Linked DNA regions of Homo sapiens: region 1 is linked to region 2. Evidence: read pairs that join two places in POLR2A ChIA-PET (ENCODE). Cell type or tissue: OCI-LY7. All regions are shown on one strand.

Evidence for each region. Peaks named below come from ENCODE experiments on the same cell type or tissue, not always from the same donor. Only the 100,000 strongest peaks of a DNase experiment are listed, where the experiment ranks them.
Region 1: POLR2A ChIA-PET joins it to region 2 with 5 read pairs; 2 of 35 experiments call an interaction of 5 or more read pairs at or near these places.

What each region holds. Positions count from the first base shown.
Region 1 is chr2:64,103,678-64,106,177 of GRCh38, forward strand. PELI1 (pellino E3 ubiquitin protein ligase 1) reads right to left here. Exons shown (of 7, transcript NM_020651.4): 3 at 1,024-1,153. Among named protein-coding and RNA genes, the nearest start is that of PELI1, 39 kb to the right of the region's middle. RefSeq lists a silencer at 1,334-1,534. In OCI-LY7, no CTCF peak of the experiment used is centred here; no DNase peak of the experiment used is centred here; H3K27ac peaks cover 2,500 bases.
Region 2 is chr2:64,639,899-64,642,398 of GRCh38, forward strand. The region is part of intron 1 of SERTAD2 (SERTA domain containing 2); the gene reads right to left. It overlaps SERTAD2-AS1 (SERTAD2 antisense RNA 1), which reads left to right. Exons shown (of 2, transcript XR_940172.3): 1 at 1-2,500. Among named protein-coding and RNA genes, the nearest start is that of SERTAD2-AS1, 4.2 kb to the left of the region's middle. RefSeq lists an enhancer at 2,320-2,500. In OCI-LY7, a CTCF peak has its summit at 1,580; no DNase peak of the experiment used is centred here; H3K4me3 peaks cover 2,500 bases; H3K27ac peaks cover 2,500 bases.

The sequences.
Region 1 (2,500 bases), 540 kb before region 2:
CTGGATATAAAACAAAGCTGAAAAGCCAATTACCTTCAGACACTGAAGCTGCAACCTAAAACCACATCATATGCCAATTTTTCTGTCTCTTGTTTATTTAATTTACAAAGATATGCTTCAGATGGTATAATATTAATGTACATCCTAGGGCTACTTAGCTAAAGATACAGGTACTTCCAGGAGTCAAAGAACTCTTTCTAATTTTTCTTATTTGCTCATTACAATATTAAATTCTTTGTAACACAAAGTCAGTGTTATAAAATTGGAGGCAGATGAATTCACAGAAAATATAAAGATGTGAAATTCCCCCTCCTTGTCTGTCACTCTAGGAAAAGCCCAAGTATCCTGAAATGGTGGTCCAGCTTCTGGAAATTTTGTTAGAAGAATACAAGGGGGCTAGAAGCATGAAATAGGCTAGGGGGTTGAGAAGTTATATTGTAGATGCAGTTGGATATTGCCTTCATAGCTTTGATTCAACTTAATAATTATTGAGGTCTACTTTGTGCAAGGTACTATGCTCAAATATATGAAGTTATAAACCAAAAATGAATACAACCAATACAAAGAATCTTAAGTAAAGACCCTTAGTTTAAAAATTACCTCATCCAAATGTGCTTCTAATACCTGAATACACATATTATACATCACATTCTTCATCCAGTCCAGGGAGACCCCTCTAGTAACAGAGTGGGAACTTCCCACTTCTCAGGGCAGACAGCTGCATAATTCTAAGTACTAGATAAAGCCCTGTCCCCCATCCCACCTCTTTTAATAAGGAAACAGAGTGTTTCCTTCTAATTTCCACCCACTGATCCTGGTTTGTCATTTTTTTTTTAAAAGTCCAATTCCCCTTCCATATGGCAGCTCTTCAAATACCATGTCTCCAAAGTCTCTTCTCCAATCCAAACAAAAGGCAATTTCTGAAATAGAAATGTAAGGGGAATGCTAGAGAATACAAACAACACATAAAAGTCTTTCAAATTCTCCAAGTTAATTTATGTAGCTTTTTTTTTTTTTTTTTACCTTTGCAGCCTGAGGAGTACAAGCAATATGCACAGTGCTGGGCTTCACCCCATTTGCCTTAGGTCTTTTAAACAAAGCAAACCTACTTTTCCTCCTTCCTCTATCGCCATTTGGGAGAGACCCATTATACCTGATGGGGGAAAAAAAGTATAGGTGATCTCTTGCAAGAACTGCACAATTATAAAACAAATGTTTGACTTTGCCTTGCAGAATCAATTCCCAATTAATTATCTATTAACACATTATAATTATTTAAAATTCCTTTGAGCAACTGTTGATCTCCATACCAGGTGCCAGTGTGTGAAACAAAATGAGATTCTTTTTCTGGCTTCATTCCAAGTCACAGAGAACCTTTTGGATTATACACAGATTCGTGTTATCTCTATTTTTTTCCTTCCCTCTTTTATGGAAGATAATTAAGAGCTGATTAATGGCATGTCTGACTCCTTATGACTCATTCTGTTTTTTTAAGGTGAACTGTTTGCATGTGCTAATACAACCTTTAAAAAGTACAGTATGTATTGTTTAAAACACAATCTCCTTTAATTGTGAACCAAACACTTTAAATAGCTGAACTTTTGAAGTAAGGAATTTTTAGATTTGTTAAGTCTTAGCTACCTGAATGTACAAATGCACTCTCATTATGTTAGCAGAACCTGTCCAACAGACATGTTTGCTAAGTAGTAAACATACTTTTGTTGTTCAGATCTTATGACCATTTCTCCATAACATGTACACATACACACACACACACATATACATCCTAAAGGTAAGCAAGTACTAAACCAATGGAAACAAGTTAAAAACAAAATAAAAATATTTGGGTGTTTACTATGTACCAGGCACTATTGAATGCTATCCCATACACATCACCTCACTAAATCTACCCTTGCAAAAATTCTACTAGATTGAAATCACTGTCCCCATTTTTGTACATTAGGAAACAGACTCAGAAGAATTATATTCTGAAGTGACACTGGCAAAGCCAGAATTTGAATTTAAGTATGTTTGTCATGTGGTTATGTCATTCTTTACTGCTTCATTGAGGCATGAGCAGTAGCTTAATAATAATCTTTCCTCATTCACCGTCCACCTCCCCTGCCCCCGCCCCCTGACAAATCTTGGGTTTGATGATCTACCATATGTAGTTGGTCAATCTAGGGGGAAAGGAAGCAGGGAACAGGGACAGTTTTGAGGCTGGAGGAGGAAGTGATTATAAAATGGCCTGTAATTGTGGCTGGCAAGGAAGAATGTTTTAAAGCTGAGAAGAGAGTTTACTCAATGACTGCCATATATAGAAACTACATTGACCCTTTATAAAAAATAAAATACTTTGTATTGGAGAAAGCCCTTGGTAATGTTGCTAGCCTTGCTGTAAGTCCAAAGTACAGCCCCTTAGCTAATAATTATTTTAGCTATTTTAGGCTTTGTATTGCCCCCAGACCCTCTGTCGATTCCTCACTGCCCCTTCACTACT
Region 2 (2,500 bases):
ATCTGTAATGCTGCCTGGAAGGGGAGGGCAGAGGGCTCGGTAAGCAAAACCTGTAAGCAGGAACAGACACACACACCAAATCTTGGATGCACCTCAGAGGTGTGAATACGGACCCCTGATGAAGTGTACCTCAAGGCAGTTTTGCCACCATTTCTCTGTTTTGTATTATAAGGCAAAACTGACTCCACACACCCAGTAAGATTGTAAAATGCATATAATCTTGATTTTTAATCCTAATTCTATCTAAGCTGTTACAGAAAGGAATACAATGCAACATAATAAAAAGTGAAGTCATTTTCCTTAAGTTTGCCTGACACACTGCAGTAACATTACAATGAGCATATTCAGAAGAGGCCTCCAACTCCTAGAGGGGGAGGGCAGTGGGAACTCTCACTCTCAGGGCTTTGTGTAACAACCACCTCCTTAAGCAGGGCCCAATTTAAAGGAGAAAAGACACGACATGCCCTCAAGAACCGGAGGGCAAGAAGCCAGGCGCATCAGCCCCTCCAGGCCTTTCTGGGCCTGGCTCAGGCTGGCCAAGGTCAGGGTCGGCCCAGCTCCTAGCTCCTCAGAAGCCTCTCTTTCCTCAGGCACTCTAAGAAAATAACAATAGCTCTTTAACCACCCTTTGGAGAGGCAAGGGACCTTTCAAAAAGGCTTCGCTGGGCTGCAACTTGAAGATGAAGCAGTAGCAGGAGCTAAGGACGTGTAGGTGACTCTAGGGAGGGGGTGCTGTGGTTCCTGCGGAGGGGGGGCCTGGAGTTCACGAAAGGGGGGCCTGTGACCCATTGGCTTCCTAGGTCACCCCGGGGCTTTGACACTCCACTTTATCTCCTCCCTTGGCTGGTGAAGACCAAAGCCTAAAAAACCCATGTCTTCTACCCAATTTTTCTAAAGACCCAAAGTGCCCCTGAGCTCCAGGGCGGGGTTGGAGACTCCCACGTGGAGGAATCACGTGGGTGCTCCTCCATCTTCTGCCCACCCTAAGGGGCCTAAAACTAACCCCAGCCACTTTTCTACTGAATAGTCATTGGCTCTTAACATGAGGTTTGAGATCAAATGACCTCCCTCCCCAATAAACTTTTTAGAAACAAATTCCTAGCATTCTGGTTTTCTAAACATTAATTTTAACTGCTATTAACTGCAGCAAACTAAGTTTCAAACATAAAGAACAAAACTCATTGGTAGAGACATAAATGAAAACTTCTGGAGTTTTCCAGGAAACTTCATACTAAACACAACTCTGTACATGAAAACTAGTTTTCAACTGTGCAACTTTTCATTAGGAAGGACCCTGCCTTCAAAAGCTACAATCTGGGTAGATGCTCAAAAGTAACAAATGTCACTAGAAGTGTCCTCAAAAGTCAAAGGACCAGAGGACCAGGAGCCTGAATGACTTGACTTTTTGGGGCTTTGCAATTCCAGAATCTGAGTGACTCCCACAGTAAGCAATCTGAGAGATTACTGTGGGCTGGGGGCGGCCGGGAGACTGCTGGAAATAGATTTGTAGCCTATTTGAAAGTTACATTTAAGGTGGGATTGTCTCTTCATATCTGTTTCCCATCTCAAGATAGTGAGCCCCCTAGGGCACAGACGGTGTGTGTTTTGTTCACTTCTGTACCCTCAGCATAAGGTAGTCTCCAACACAAGATGCTCCATAGATGGTCACTGAATACACGAACAGTAAGTGGAAATAATGAGGAAAGACACCAAGGGGCAGCCAGGGCAGCACTGTAAAAACAGAGCCAGGTGTGTGTGTGTGTGTCCTTGAGCGTGAACTGTGTCTGGGAGGGAGGGTCTGAGGAATGGGAGGGTTGCACAGACCTCGGAGTTGAACGGTTTTACAGGCGGGATCAGGGTCGCGCAATGCACCAGCAGCTGAGATATGGAGTAGGCAGGAAAGCTCCAGCTGAGAAGCTCTTCTGTGAGCGGCTCTCCCATCCTTCACTTCTCAACCACGGACAAGCCTTAGGTTCACCTGGAGGCCTGATAAGCACAGGCCGTTGGGCCCCACCTCCCATATTTCTCTTTCAGCATGTCTGGGGAGGAGCCCTCAAATCAGCATTTCCAACAAACTTTCGGGTGATGCTGGTCTGGGAACCTCACTTTGAGAATTACCATTTCTTCTTTTCCTCATCAGGCCATTTCAAGTTTAGGCCGGAGGATATCTTTATTCAGTTAATCTTGATTCCCAAGGCCTTCCTTATTTGTGTCTAATTTAGCAGGACAAAAAGGAATGAACAGCATTTTTGTGATAGCAACTGACAACTGACATTAGAAAACAAAATACTGCACGCAGAGTTAAGATGTCTTATACTCAATTTTAATGACAAAACTCAGGGTCTCAAACTGATGTGTCAGATCCTACTGGCCCAGTGGGGCCCAGATTCTCCTTGCTGGGGTCTTAAAGTGATGGCAGTGGGATCTTATCCAAAGCCCAGAAAGGAACTGAAACAGTACTTACGTTTAAAAGAGTAAGTAACATCTCCCACTACTACAT